2 separate regions of the Homo sapiens genome follow, and region 1 is linked to region 2. The links are chromatin loops, found by intact Hi-C in ENCODE. Cell type or tissue: natural killer cell. All regions are shown on one strand.

What was found. A loop is a pair of places that touch in the nucleus more often than their neighbours do. Peaks named below come from ENCODE experiments on the same cell type or tissue, not always from the same donor. Only the 100,000 strongest peaks of a DNase experiment are listed, where the experiment ranks them.
Region 1: a loop joins it to region 2, with 3 times the contacts of the local background. A loop is called at or near these places in 2 of 110 quality-filtered maps.

Annotation. Positions count from the first base shown.
Region 1 is chr9:69,371,930-69,379,929 of GRCh38, reverse strand. It overlaps ENTREP1 (endosomal transmembrane epsin interactor 1), which reads right to left. Exons shown (of 11, transcript NM_001347995.2): 4 at 4,066-4,194; 5 at 2,453-2,560; 6 at 2,186-2,319. Among named protein-coding and RNA genes, the nearest start is that of ENTREP1, 51 kb to the right of the region's middle. In natural killer cell, no CTCF peak of the experiment used is centred here; no DNase peak of the experiment used is centred here.
Region 2 is chr9:69,417,513-69,425,512 of GRCh38, reverse strand. It overlaps LOC124902177 (a long non-coding RNA gene), which reads left to right and starts at 2,998. Exons shown (of 2, transcript XR_007061568.1): 1 at 2,998-3,430. RefSeq lists a silencer at 2,746-3,040. In natural killer cell, CTCF peaks have their summits at 2,989 and 3,192 (motif pointing left); a DNase peak (open chromatin) is centred at 3,132.

The DNA of each region.
Region 1 (8,000 bases), 46 kb after region 2:
ATCTGCAGTGATGAGCATTATTATGGTGAAGCAGAGAAGAGAAAGGAAAGCGAGGAGACAGGAAGGTCGGGAGTGCTCAGAGCACACTGCTGGATGGCTCGGCTCCTAAACCCACATGAGTCACTTTCCCTTTCTGCCACTGCAGAAACTAAATCTGTCTGCTGCCTCCTCCTAGGTCAACAGAGTGCTCATCCGCAACCTCAGTGTCAAAGAATTCTTCTTATTGGAGAGGGTATTTCTCATCCCCACCATGAAATATCAGTCATTTTTTACTGTCCTCCAATGTACCCTCTACAGACAGCCTGAGACGGCGCTAAGATTTTTGCAAATGTGTCCTCAGGTACAGAAAGAACATGTGTTTTGCTGCCATATCTCTTCAGCCTCTGTCATTCTTGGCTCATTTCCTGAAAGATTAAGGAAGCCATCCCAGCCCCTGAGGCTTTGAAATTCCAGTAGAGGCCACTCCCTGAACACCAGAGAGGCCAAGCTGTCCCACAGGCCTAGCCCAGGCCACCTGTCACCCAGCTGACATCCCCTCCAGCTTTGCAGTCATCTCTGCCCCTGCCTGGGCAAGTGAGCTGGGGAGGGTATAGACGTAGGGTTCAGGTATAACTGAGGGACGAGTCAGCAGCTAAGCCACTGAAAAGAACACTAACAGTGTCTGGGTGGCAGCCCCACTGGTGACCTATCTCAAAGTCACATACCATCACCCTGGACATTAGAAAATACTTCTCTAAAAACCTCAAGCTCAGCACCAAGTTAGTTTGATAAGTCTCTACATGTACTACAGGGATTAAAAAATAGAAATTTCTGGCCCTCTGAATATGAAGCTAAAGACACTAGTATTTCTGTGGAATTAAGAGATTCTCTTTCAAAAAGTTCAACAGATGTTTGCTTATCCTTTAAACTCAGCTTAAGTTCACTTCATCCAGGAAGCCATCTCTGACTGCCTTGCCACTCTGGGTTAGGTGTACCTTCTCTGTGCACCCAAAGTCCCTCTTTTGAATATTACCGTGATCCTTCCAACACACATTTTAATGACCTAGACTGTGAGCTCCTTAATGGTAGAGGAGGAAGCAGGTCTAGCTCATTTTGAATTCCAATAACCCAGCACAGAGGATTCCACGTTTGTTGAATGAATAAACGAATGAAGTCATTCTTTTTTTTTTTTTTGAGACAAAGTCTCGCTCTCACCCAGGCTGGAGTGCAGTGGTGCGATCTCAGCTCACTGCAAGCTCCACCTCCCAGGTTCATGCCATTCTCCTGCCTCAGCCTCCCAAGTAGCTGGGACTACAGGTGCCCACTACCATGCCCGGCTAATTTTTTTGTATTTTTAGTAGAGACGGGGGTTAGCCAGGATGGTCTTGATCTCCTGACCTCATGATCTGCCCGCCTCAGCCTCCCAAAGTGCTGGGATTACAGGTGTGAGCCACCACGCCGCGCCTAAATGAAGTCATTCTTTAAAAAAAGGTTTGATTCTAGAAGTTGCTAACAATCAGACAGATGTATGCGGCATTTCACTGTACCAATAAAAATCCTTGATATTTAAGAAGGTCAAAATTTTAAGTTTGAAATTTGAAAAGGAAAATAAGTATGGTATCTATTTTTTCTAGACCAGGGAGAGACAATTAATAATTAATCTCTTTTTAATGGCTAGGAAGAATTTCTTGATTGTTGAGACCTGCTGATGGTATTACAATGAAACATCGATTTGGCCTAACTGGGAGTGTTTCCAAGGCAACAGCGACTCTCAATCATGTCAAATTACAGCTGTTATCTCCCTGGGTGTCAGTTTCCCTTAGAAAGCTAATTGAAATTGAAAATGTCTATCTTCAGGCCAAAGTTTAACTTTTCTTTGGATTCATCTGTTTTATCAGACAAAAAGAGAAAGTAAGACAGAAAACAGAGAGAGAGAGACAGAGAGAATAGAAACCCCTGAAAAACAGCATAATTGTTTTTCATTTTTCTAAAGAAGGCTGGCAGAGGTGGACTCTCTAAAAGCCATACCACAGGGTTCACTAGCTGATTTTGTCACTCATTGGGCTAACGTTCCTCAAGTCAGGAAAAATTTTTCTTTTTCTTTTTCAAAGAAAAGTGAGATCTCATGTGGTGAGTTCTGGAGACACTTCAGTCTTCAGAACCCACAGCATCCCACTCAGACTGCAGGGGAACTCAGGAACGATACCTGCGGTTCATCCGGGGTGTGCACGAGTAAAACGTGGCAAAATAGGAAGGGGGAGGCACAGGCGGCACAAAATCATCAGGGTCGGGGATGCGTCCATGATCCTCCGCTTCTTCAGCAGAAATCTGGGATTCATCCTGATTAAACAGCAGCTCAGTTAGTCAACAGCCTTCATTACAAAGGCACGGGGAGAGAGGCAGTGGATGACACGAAGGGGTCCATGGGCTGGCTCAGCGGAAACGTGGCCATGATGCCCTTGCATAGACTTACGATGCAGGATCTCCTGGTTGCGAATATCTGGAGGTAGCGGAGGGCAGCGGCCACCAAGCAGACGGTGGTGGTCAGGGCATTCAAGGCACACAGGGCAAAGAGGACTTTCTGGGGCAAGGAAACAATGGCACCACTAAGTACTTCAACAAACATCACCAGAATACAATGTAGAAAATCTTTAAAATAATAATAACGCTGCCTCCATAAGACAATTCTCAGGAGAGGATGCATGTAAAGGACTTAGATGGTGTTTGGCTCGTGGAAAGTGCCCAAATAAATGCTGGCTATTATTATGACCCTCATGCAATAATGTGTACTTCTTAATTCCAAAAACTTATCTTAGAAGCTTTCTGTCACAGAACAACGTGGTATGATAGTATTTCTTTTTGCAAGCATCAGAATACTGTCGAGAAACATTCCTTCCAGGAGAGCAGTGAGCTTCTCTTCTGAGGCTGATTTCCCCAGGGATAGCAATTCCCAGCCTCCTCCCTCCCACAGCCTCCCACCAGCACAGCACACTGCTTAATTTGTGGCCACTAATTCTATTTCAAGAGCAATTGGCTGTGCTGCCCCATGCACACGACGAGGACACTGAAGGAGCTGGCCCAGCCAGAGTGTAAATAGGACTTCTCTCCACTAAACACACATCTCAAAATAGCAAAGGCCATTCCAAACGCTTCTGTTGGTACAGTCCTGGCTCCTTGAGTGGGGCTTTCCCCAAGCTAAGTCCTGGCTCAGAAAGTTTGGGGGTGACTCAGCTACCAAAAATGCAGAAGCCATGGAAAGCAGGCCATTTCCACATCCCACACAACCCAGAGCTGGTAGCTTGGAACAGTTCTCTCTTTCCTTGGAGATTCTTCCTCCCCACCAAAATGAAACCCAAAACAAATATCTAAAGAAAACCGGCAGAAGTGGACTCTCAAAAAGCCATACCTCAGGGTTCACCAGTTGATTTTGTCACTCACTGAGCTAATGTTCCTTAAGTCAGGGCACAATTTTTATCCAATTCCCTGATGAAGGCTAATTTTGTATTTCTCTTCAACTGGGATCATCTGTTTGTTTAATACCTTTGGCTTATTATAGTTGTTGCTTATTAAACAAGAGCTAAGGTGCTTCAATTCCCCCATATTTTCTGGCCAATCTCTCTCCTTAGTCTACGTGTTGCAGACTGGTAGTACTCAGTGGCCCATATGACCCATGTAAGCAAACAAATGAGCATCAGAACAATGACACACGAGTGTGCGACTTAAAGGTTTTGCTAAAAGCTACACCGTATATGTGTGTGTAGGTATACATATGTACGTATGCATATGTTTATATGTGGAAATATGTGTGTATGTGTATACATATACATATATATAGTCAGGCTCCTTTCCATTTTTTACTATCTTACAGTTCTTCAACACAAAGAAAGCTGTCCATACATAATTTAACACACACAATAATCTGTGGTTCTTTCTGCATTCAATTCTGTCTCTGGGGTCACTCACATGCGCTTTCAGCAGCTTAATTGTTTGAGGGAGGTAATAGAACAGGAATATTTCAAGTAAGTTTGCCTTCTTTGGGGGCTCCGTGGTGTATTTACCGTGCGGGTGGGAATCTGTTTGAGGTACCTTAAGTAGAAGGTGAACAGCACTACAGGGCTGAACCGGAAAGAGTTTCAAGGCATTTTCTTTGTCTGTGCACTTGGCTGGTTGAAATTCTTCACAACAGAAGCAAATCTTGCCTTCACCTAAGTCCACCTTAACGGAGGAAAGGTAAAAAAAAATACTTTAATTATTAAGAAAAAATACCCTGGCTCTACCATGGAGCACCAATCCTGTAGAATGAGATGATGGCAGGGTTCTGTGTCAGGCAATGCCTCTATCAGTCAGGATGGGCTAGGGTATAGCATGGTAACAACCAAAACCTAAATTTCAGTGGCTTTCACAAAACAAAGGGAATTTTAATATTCCTCCTTTCTCCTTTAAAGTCTCCAGCTGAGAACTTCCTGTTTTCATACTAATCCTGTTTAGTACTAACAAACAAGCAGCTAAATGAGATGAAGTATCAGCCTCCATTCTGCTCGTGTACATGAGTCCCACTCTTCCCCAAAAGGAACCAAACTCACTTTTTTTTCCCCAACACAATGCACTCTGATTTTCATTTTTTGCACTTGGTGCAAGCCTCAAGATCTTAACCTGAAAGCTCTATCTCTCTCAGACAATACTAGGCATCATCTTACAAAATATTCCCTTCCCAAACAAGTCCATTCTTGATACAAAGCGTTTAGTTAAGTGGGAAACCAGGCCTATGTGGGCTGCACACACCATATAACATAGATGTCCAGCTCTTCAGAAACTTCAGCTACCTGGCACCTCTGGAGTGAGCCAGTCTGGATGGCAAAATTTTCCAGATGGGTGAAATTCAGTCCCTTTAAACAACCCTATTTGAAAGTTTACTCATTATACAAATGATCACGAATACCAATTAATTTTCCCACTGGATACAAAGAAACCTCAGGCACTGTGCAAAATGATTCCAGGCAACTGTGCACTGTGCGTTCCTTCTCCCCTATTCCTGATCCTTGCAGAATCTAATACCTTCACCTCCATTCTTAATCCCATCTCTGCCCAATATTTCTAAAAACTTATTCTCACTTCTCATCAGTCACTTTAGCCTATCCACAAACAAATTTGTAGAAGTCTCCCTGATCCTAAATAATGAACATCCACCCTGCATTCTTGGTGCTACTGCCTGAAGAGGTCAGATCTTTGTCTTCCCCCTGTCACCTTTCAATAGCAGCATTCTTAATCCTGCCTGTACATTTGAATTTTCTGGAGAGCTTTTTAAAAAATGATGATGCCATCTTAAGCACTCAGGGAACTACAAATTAGAGTGACAGCAAGCTCTCACTCTGGCTTCATCAGACTGGCACAACTTTAAAAAGAGAGAAACTCTCTTTGCTGGTGGAGACGTGGAGAGCCACTGGTAGAAATTCACCAGTCACTGGTGAGTTTAAGCCCTTTAATGAAGGAACTGACTATCCATTTTAAATTAAAAATACTCACTTCCCCAACCACTTTGGAAAACTCTTTAGCACCGCATCATCCAGCAGCTCCGTGCCTAGGTATTCACTCAAGAGAAATGAAAACTGCCTCCCCAAAACAATAATGCTCACAGCAGCTTTGTTCATAATACCCCCAAACTGGAAACAACCTAACTGTCCATCAACAAGAGAACAAAAAAACAAAAAAATTCTGGTATTTTTATAAAATGAAATAGTGTCCTGAAAAAAGGAACAAACAACAGATACAATATAAAAATATGGATGAATTTCAACAACATTACACTGGGCAAAATAAGTCAGACACAAAAACTTTCAAACCGTGTGACTCCATCTACATGAAGTTCAAGGACATGCAAAACTAACCCATGGTGAAAGAAACAGGAACAGTGGTTGCCTATGAGAGAGTAGAGACTGCCTGAAAAGAGACACTAAAGAACTTTTTAGGGTGACAGAAATATTGTTTGGAGTACAACAAACAATATTTTGTTTGGAGTATAGAAATTGTTTGGAGTATAACATGAGTGTATACATTTGTCAAAATGAATGTATACATTGGTCAAAACTTATAATGAACTGCACACTTAAGATTTGTGTTTTTCACTGTAACTTCTACCCCAATTTAAAAGCGATGGATAGAACAATAAAATGGTTGAATTTGTAATAATAAATGAGATAAGCAGGAGAAAAGATACTGCTGAGAACAATTCCTTGTCCTGGGAACCTACTCCGCTTAGGACTAAAATCTCCCTGAGGATATACAGAATGATATTAATGGCAGCACTGTGTCTACTGGTCAAAACCCAAGCCACAACAGGCAATAACAAAATAAGGAACTAACTTGGTAAAAGAAATTAAGGGTGTTAGTCTGTATTTAATCTATCTCTAAGTGATACATCTTTAAGTGATAAAAACAGGATGCAGGGAAGTACATACAATATACCTCATTTAAAAAAAAATCATGAACGACCCCACTCCATACATATTTATGTAAGATTACATGACCATGAAAACATTATGAAATATAATTCCCCAGCCTGTTACTAAGGATTTGGGGTGACAGGTATGGGCAGAGTGGGAAAGAGAAGAGAAGAGCAACCCCTTGCCCAAAAAGGTTTCATTTGTCAGTAATTTCCCCAAAGGAAAACAACACTTACAACATGATCCTGTTGATTATGTCTGTTTTTGTGCATAAAGAGATGCTTAACACATGGCCAAATTGTTATCCAGGGATAGTGGGAATTCAAATGATATTTAAGTTCTGCCTTATACTTTTCATGGCTTGCCCAAACTTTTATAATTATAACATCAGAAATAATCACAGTGTTGGTTTTGTGGTATATATATTCTGATATACAGAATATATAAAGAACTTCTATAACTCAATAACAAAAAAAAAAATAACTCAATTTTAAAATGTGCAAAAGACTTGTATAGACATTCTTCCTTTAATGAAGACATACAAATAGCCAGCAGGCATATGAAGAGACTATCAACATCACTAATCATAAGGAAAATGCAAATCAAAACCAAATGAGGTATCACCTTATACCCATTAGAATGGCCACTTTAAAAAAAAAAAGCAGAAAATAACAAGTGTCAGTGAAGATGTGCAGAAATTGGAACCCGTGTGCACTGTTGATGGAAATATTAAATGGTGCAGTTGCTATGAAAAACCATACAAAGTTTCCTCAAAAAATTTAAAATAGAATTACCAAATGATCACTTCTGGTTATATATCCAAAAGAATTAAAACCAGGATCTCAGAGACATGTTTGCAGGCCCATGTTCGTTGCAATGTTATTCACAATAACCAAGAGTGGGGGCCAACCTAAATATCCATCACAGATAAATGGAGAAACAAAAGGTATCATGTATATACAATGGAATATTATATAGTCTTAAAAAGGAAGGGAATTCTAACACATGCTACAACATGATGAACCTTGAGGAGATGATGCTAAGTGAAATAATCCAGTCACAAAAAGACAAACAGCATATTATCCTACTTGTATGAGGTACCTAGGATACTCAAATTCATAGAAACGGAATGTGAAATGGTGATTGCCAGGGGCTGGAGGATGGGGAGCTGTTGCTGTTCAATATGCATAGACTTTCAGTTTTACAATATGAAAAGAGTTCTAGAGATTGGTTGTCAACAATGTGAATATACTTACCTCTACTGAACTGTAGACTTAAAAATGGTTAAGATGGTAAATTTCATGCTATGTGTATTTTACCACAATAAAATTTATTTTCTTTTAAGTTCAGAGATGGTACAAGTCCACAACCTCTTACTCACAATGCTGAAATCCAAAAAGCTCTGAAAACCAGAAGTCATGATAACAGCCTGCTGTCCCAGACTCCACTGGCATGCTACATAATAAATAGTATATGCAAAATATTTAATCTTCTAAAACTGGAAAAACTCTAAATGCTGACACACACCTGGCCTCCAAAGGTTTCAGATAAAAGACTGTTGACCTGTATTCTGGCAATATC
Region 2 (8,000 bases):
GCACACCTCTTCCACACAGGTTGTGTCCCCAGCCGCCTGCAGCCACCATCTCCCCAGCCAGCAAGCTCCTGAAGCATCCAGCAACCATCCTCCTCACCCTCAGAGGAAGGGAGGGGCACCCCTGGCTGTCTCTCCCCTGCCCATCCCAGAGCCATTGCTTCCTATTATCTCTCTCACCACCCACAGCACCACACCTTCTGCTGGTCCGGTCCCTCGGCCACATGTAGATAAGACGTTACCAGCACCCAGTTCAGTGTGTGGGGAGGCAAGTGGAGGGCACAGGCCCCCAGCCTTCACAGTGATGCTCTTGGGATTCGCCTCCCTTGACGAGGTCAATATTCCCTTGCCTCCCAGAGTGGAGTGGCGAGTAAGTAGCTCCTTTCCTGAATTCTGCACCCATCCCCCGCCAATGACAACACCCCTCTCACATCACCAGGATGACGGTGGGAAGACAGCTGGTGGGAGGGTCTAGTCTTTGAACTGGCACCTCTCAGCAAGCTCCCTGGAAGTCTGTCTGTCCCACAGGAGACCACAGTCCCCTGATGGATGGTATCTGCCTGTGTGGGTGTGGTCTGCCCCCACAGGCAAGGCTGCTCCTACCATAGACTATACCTTAGCTTCCCCCTCTTGGCTTTGATCTTAGATGAAATTGCAGAACTAGAGAAAAAAACCATTTAACCACCTTGATGCACATAGAACCACTTTATTTAGGTCTTTCTTCTATAATTTTTGCTTAAACTGTGATCCTCAGAGTTCCTTAAACCCTCTGAGCTTGTTTCCTCATCTGCAAACTAGTGTTTATCTCAGGGAGACCGTGTGAGGATAAGCTAACACATAGAAAGCTTTCAGAATGTGCATGGCGCATAGTGGTTGCTGAGGAAGTACTGGCCGTTCCTGGGGCCCAGCAGATCCAGGTCCTCATAAGCTTCCTGGAATTTCCAGACCCCCTGGGTACACCAACGGGAGCCACAACTCAAGAGGCTCCGCACGCACTTGCATGGCTTAGTGCAGGTCGCCCCCAAACACCCGAAGTCCTAAACTACTGATGTACTGAATTTCATCCAAAAGCAGATTTTAGCCCCTGGGAAAAACTTCTAGATGCCAATGCATACTTTTTTAAAAGTTAAAAAACATAACTCCCATAACAAAGATGGAATGAACACATATCAGAGATTTATTAATCATTAATGATGAAACAAGTAAGATGGTAAAGCTGGTCCAAAAAGTATTTGGAGGACCTAAGTATTTATAGACATTTTTAAAAGAATGTTAGAATAAAATTACTAGGTTTGAAGTAAAACCGGTTGCGACTGGGCATGGTGGCTCACACCTGTAATCCCAGAACTTTGGGAAGCCGAGGCGGGTGGATCATCTGAGGTCAGGAGATTGAAACCAGCCTGGCCAACGTGGTGAAACCCCACCTCTACCAAAAACACAAAAATTAGGCATAGTGGTGGGCATCTGTAATCCCAGCAACATGGGAGACTGAGGCATGAGAATCGCTTGAACCCAGGAAGCGGAGGTTGCAGTGAGCCGAGATTGCACCACTGCACTACAGCCTGGGTGACAGAGCGAGACTCCGTCTCAACAATAAAATAAAATAAAACAAAACTGGCTAATGTCCTTAAGGCAATACAATTATAACCTTTAGGGTTATCTTTCTACCAAATAGAAATCATTTGCATCTCTAGTTGTGGGCAGGAGGAGGGCAGTTGGTTGGTAATTAGTGCTCTGCAGAAAAAATAAAGCATGGACACTGCCCTCCAGCCTGGGCAACAGAGCGAGACCCTATCTCAAAATAAATAAAATAAAATAAAATATAAAAGCATGGAACAAGAATTGAAAGCAGGGGCCAGGTGTGATAGCTCACACCTGTGATCTCAGCACTTTGGGAGGCCAAGACAGGGGGATCATTTGAGCTCAGGAGTTCCAGACCAGTCTGGGCAACATAGCAAAACCCTGTCTCCACAAAAAAAAATAAAATTAACTGGACGTGGTGGTGCAAGTCTGGAGTCCCAGCTACTCAGGAAGCTGAATTGGGAGGATTGCTTAGGGCTTGGGAGGTCAAGGCTTCAGTGAGTTGAAATTGTGCCACTGCAATCCAGGCTGGGCAACAGACTAAGACCTTGTCTCAAAAAATAATAATAACAATAATTGAAATCAGGAGTTCAAACAGGTATTTGTACATCCCTATTTATGGTAGCATTATTCACAACAGCCAAAAGACAGAAGCAACCAAAGTGTCCATCGATGAGTGGGTCAACACAACATGGTACAGGCACACAGTGGGATATTATTCAGCCTTAAAAAGGAAGGAAATTCTGGCACATGCTAGCATAAGGGTTTATCGCTACTGGAAGGACATTATGCTGAGTGAAATAAGCCAGTCACAAGAAGATAAATACTGTATAATTCCACTTACATGAGATACCTGATGTAGTCAAATTCTTACAGACAGAAAGTAGAGGAGTGGAGGAAATGAAGAGTTATTGTTAAGTAGGTACAGAGCTCCAGTTTTGCCAGAAAAAGAGAGCCCTGCAGACTGATTGCACAGCAATGTGAATGTACGCTACACTACTGAACTATGCACTTAAAAATAGCTAAGATGGGAAATTTTATGTTATATGTATTTAACTATATTCTTATTTTAAAAATTAATGGTTAAAATAGTACTTTTTATGTTATGGTATATTTTACCACAGTTTTCTTTAATGTTTTTAACTAAAGCTTAGAATGAGTTTGGGGGTGGCTATTTTATGTAGGTTGGTTAGGAATGCCTCATGAAGAAGAAGTGAGGGAGGGCCCTGTGGATGCCTTAGGGATGCGTGTTCCAAGCTAAAGGGACAGCAAGGACAAAGGCCCTGAGGCCAGGCCTCTCTGGTAGGGCGTGGAGGCTAAGAAAGGAGAATTCAAGTGGCTGAAGATGCAGCCAGCAGGCAGAGGGTGGTGGTGGGAGATATAGGCGGTTACAGGAGCTTTGGTGCTACACACACACACACACACACACACACACTCACTCACATACACTTAATTGCTAATTGCTTCCACACTATCACACTCAACTCACACTCCACCTCCTCTGCGCCCTCCCCAGCAGACACCCGCTTCAGGAACCAAGTTGGTAAGAGCTAGTATTTGGCGCCCTCTGGTGGAATTACATGAGAAATGCCAAATCCAAATAACTGCCAAGATTCCCAGGCGATTGAGGGAAGGAGGAGCCTTGGCCACCCATCCCAGGCCCCTTGTTTTCCAGATAAGGAAACCAAAGACCCCAAGAGGGGTAGGACTTGCTGGAGACTACACAGCGAGCAGGCAGCTAGAACCTCACTCCCTAGCTCCCAGGCTAATGCTCCTTTGTATGATCCCAGCTGCTGACAGACAACAACGCGGACCTCATCTTCCTACTGGCCAGACCCAGGAGGCCCTGGAGGTAGGCTGAGCACACTGCTGTGACCCCAGTTCTCAGGCTAGCTCCAGAGTCTTTGTGACAGTGGCGCGGCAAGCAGCATAGATAACTGCTGCCTTCTAGTCCCTTCCTCCAGCTGGGGAGAAGCCATTCCTAGAAGGCTGAGGCTACCGCTGCGGGAAGTGGAAGGCGGAAGGCGGAAGGCGGGAAACAACCTCATTCCTACCCTGGACCCCCTTATCCAGGGTCTACTCCACATTCTGCTCCTATTGTCAGTCTCAGACATAGCACAACTGACCAGCTACTTACTACCTTAACCACCTCTTTCCCCTCCACTAATTGGAGTTTCTTATGGGCAGGAGCCAAATCTCCCTTGACTTTCTAGTCACCGTGGGTTATAATTAAAAGAGGAGTCACAGACCGGGTTCAAATTACAGCTTTCCTACCAATTGTCACTGTGTGATCTTGGCAAGCTACTCAACCACTCTGCTCCTCCAGTTCTTCACCTATGCGATGGGCACAGCTTGGCTCAGTTGTTCTAACCATTAGTGACTCTGTCCTTGAACATTTAGCATGTGCAGTAGACACAGTCATTGAGTACAAGGTACAGAACTAGTCCTGGAGGGGAAGGGTCCGGGAGCTTTTCTCAGAGCGAGTGAGATCTTTGCAGGGTTTGAATATACTACAGGAGTTTTCCAGGTCCCATGGTTGAAAAACAGCTTTCCATGCAGAGGCAAAGAAACCTGGAACAACAGGGTGAGGAGATCCCCACCTAGCACAGAAGCATCAAGCAAGCATGGTGGCGTTCCATCAAGTCAACTTAACTAGGCTAGAACTTTGTTTTCCAGACTTCCCTCCCTGTATGATTCCAAATGAGGACTGCAGGAGAGGTTTAGGTGAGATTTGGAGGGCAGATAGGAAGCGTCAGCCAAAATGCACTGTGGGTCCCGGCAACACCAGGGGCTGTCGCAGCTCATACACGTTGTCGATGGTCTGCTGGCTTGCACCAGCGGCTCAGAGAAGCAGCCGGTCGGCAGCTCCTCCAGATTCTCCCTCAGTATCTCTGAGACCTGGGCCAGGTGTGAGTGGGACTAACTCCTCCTGCAGGTCCCCACATCACTGCAGTGGGAGGCAGGTAGGACAGAACTCTGTCCTCATGGGTTCCAGTTCTACCTGCTCTCCCCCCATTCACTTGAGCTTTTCTTTATGATGGCAACCAGCTCTACCACACCCAGAGCCACAGCCTCCCACAGTGTAGCATGTCAGAGCTCCATTCATTCACCAGTATTATGAGTAACATCTTTGGCGATTCACATAGGAGTCAAACATTTATTTGTAGTCTGGTTTGGTGACACTATTCTTGGTAACAGAATTAGAAAAACTGATTGTGAGTTTGCAGGAAATACCAAGTCATACTGAAGTTATAGGTGGGTGGCATTTGCAATAAAGATTAGTGAGGCGGGGCATGGTGGCTCACACCTGTAAACTCAGAGCTTTGGGAGGCTGAGGCAACAGGATCATTTGAGCCTAGGAGTTGAAGACCAGTTAGGGCAACAGTGCAAGTCCTCCTTCTCTACAAAAACATAAAACATTAGCCAGACATGGTGTCACGTGCCTGTGGTCCCAGCTACTTGGGAGGCTGGGGCAGGAGGATTGCTTGAGCCCAGGAGTTTAAGGCTGCAGTGAGCTATGATTGCACCACTGCACTCCAGCCTGGGCAACAGAGTGAGTTTCTACCTGCACCCCCCCCAAAAAATGAGTGAATATATTATTATTATTTGTAAACTGTGTGTTACACATTCTTTATATCAGGTAAATAAGCACAGATGCACACTCATAGTTTCCCCCCCAGAGAGCTGGTTGTTAAACACTTACCAGCACACCTGCTGTGGCCAGCTTCTCAGCTACTTAAGCAATTTCTAAGCTTTCTTGTGGAGGGGTGGCCTAAAAATATTACTTTTATTACTAAATAAAATAAGCAATCATCTTTTTATGGTCCATTTGGGAGCACACAGGTCAAATGTCGACATTTTAGTTGTTTGCCACAGCATTAGAAAACAGGCTCTGAAGGTCTCCAGGACCTGCCTTGGCTAAGGGAGAAGAGACAGCATTCCAAGTGACACCTGAGGTCGCCTCCAGTGCAGTGGCCTCACAGGACACACAGTAGGCCTCTGCTCAGCTCCCATCTTACTGAAATCTCCAACCACAGCACAAACACAGTGAAATGTTTCCAGTGCAAAGTGATCTTTTGATCTTCTTCCCCTCACATGTTCACTAGAAATCCTCCAATATTCAATTTCTATTAGAAATGTGATTAAAATGGCCGAATAGGAACAGCTCCAGTCTACAGCTCCCAGCATGAGCAATGCAGAAGATGGGTGATTTCTGCATTTCCAACTGAGGTACCAGGTTCATCTCACTGGGGAGTGCCGGACAGTGGGTGCAGGACAGTGGGTGCAGCACACCTTGTGTGAGCCGAAGCAGGGCGAGGCATTGGGCTTAACAAATGGCACACCAGGAGATTATATCCCACACATGGCTCAGAGGGTCCTACGCCCATGGAGCCTCGCTCATTGCTAGCACAGCAGTCTGAGATCAAACTGCAAGGTGGCAGCAAGGCTGGGGGAGGGGTGCCCGCCATTGCCGAGGCTTGAGTAGGTAAACAAAGCTGCCAACAAGCTCGAACTGGGTGGAGCCCACCACAGCTCAAGGAGGCCTGCCTGCCTCTGTAGGCTCCACCTCTTGGGGCAGGGCATAGACAAACACAAGGCAGCAGTAACCTCTGCAGACTTAAATGTCCCTGTCTGACAGCTTTGAAGAGAGTAGTGGTTCTCCCAGCACACAGCTTGAGATCTGAGAATGGGCAGACTGCCTCCTAAAGTGGGTCCCTGACCCCCAAGTAGCCTAACCGGGAGGCACCCCCTAGTAGGGGCAGACTGACACCTCACACAGCCGGGTACTCCTCTGAGACAAAACTTCCAGAGGAACGATCAGGCAGCAGCATTTGCGGTTCACCAATACCCGCTGTTCTGCAGCCACTGCTGCTGATACTCAGGCAAACAAGGTCTGGAGTGGACCTCCAGCAAACTCCAACAGACCTGCAGCTGAGGGTCCTAACTGTCAGAAGGAAAACTAAACAAACAGAAAGGACATCCACACCAAAACCCCATCTGTACATCACCATCATCAAAGGCAAAGGTAGATAAAATCACAAAGATGGGGAAAAACCAGAGCAGAAAAACTGGAATAACTCTAAAAATCAGAGCACCTCTCCTCCTCCAAAGGAACGCAGCTCCTCACCAGCAACGGAACAAAGCTGGATGGAGAATGACTTTGACGAGCTGAGAGAAGAAGGCTTCAGACAATCAAACTACTCCAAGCTAAAGGAGGAAGTTCGAACGAATGGCAAAGAAGTTAAAAACCTTGAAAAAAAATTAGATGAATGGATAACTAGAATAACCAATGCAGAGAAGTCCTTAAAGGACCTTTGGAGCTGAAAACCATGGCAAGAGAACTACGTGATGAATGCACAAGCCTCAGTAGCCGATGTGATCAACTGGAAGAAAGGGTATCAGTGATGGAAGACAAAATGAATGAAATGAAGCATAAAGAGAAGTTTAGAGAAAAAAGAATAAAAAGATAGGAACAAAGCCTCCAAGAAATATGGGACTATGTGAAAAGACCAAATCTACATCTGATTGGTGTACCTGAAAGTGACCTGGAGAATGGAACCAAGTTGGAAAACACTCTGCAGGATATTATCCAGGAGAATTTCCCCAATCTAGCAAGGCAGACCAACATTCAAATTCAGGAAATACAGAGAACGCCACAAAGATACTCCTCGAGAAGAGAACTCCAAGACACATAATTGTCAGATTCACCAAAGTTGAAATGAAGGAAAAAACGTTAAGGGCAGCCAGAGAGAAAGGTCAGGTTACCCACAAAGGGAAGCCCATCAGACTAACAGCGGATCTCTTGGCAGAAACTCTACAAGCCAGAAGAGAGTGGGGCCAATATTCAACATTCTTAAAGAAAAGAATTTTCAAGCCAGAATTTCATATCCAGCCAAACTAAACTTCATAAGTGAAGGAGAAATAAAGTACATTACAGACAAGCAAATGCTGAGAGATTTTTGTCACCACCAGACCTGCTGTAAAACAGCTCCTGAAGGAAGCACTAAACATGGAAAGGAATAACCAGTAACAGCCACTGCAAAAACATGCCAAATTGTAAAGACCATCGAGGCTAGGAAAAAACTGCATCAACTAACGAGCAAAATAACCAGCTAACATCATAATGACAGGATCAAATTCACACATAACAATACTAACCTTAAATGTAAATGGGCTAAATGCTCCAATTAAAAGGCACAGACTGGCAAATTGGATAAAGAGTCAAGACCCATCCATGTGCTGTATTCAGGAAACCAATCTCATGTGCAGAGACACACATAGGCTCAAAATAAAGGGATGGAGGAAGATCTACCAAGCAAACGGAAAACAAAAAAAGGCAGGGGTTTCAATCCTAGTATCGGATAAAACAGACTTTAAACCAACAAAGATCAAAAGAGACAAAGAAGGCCATTACATAATGG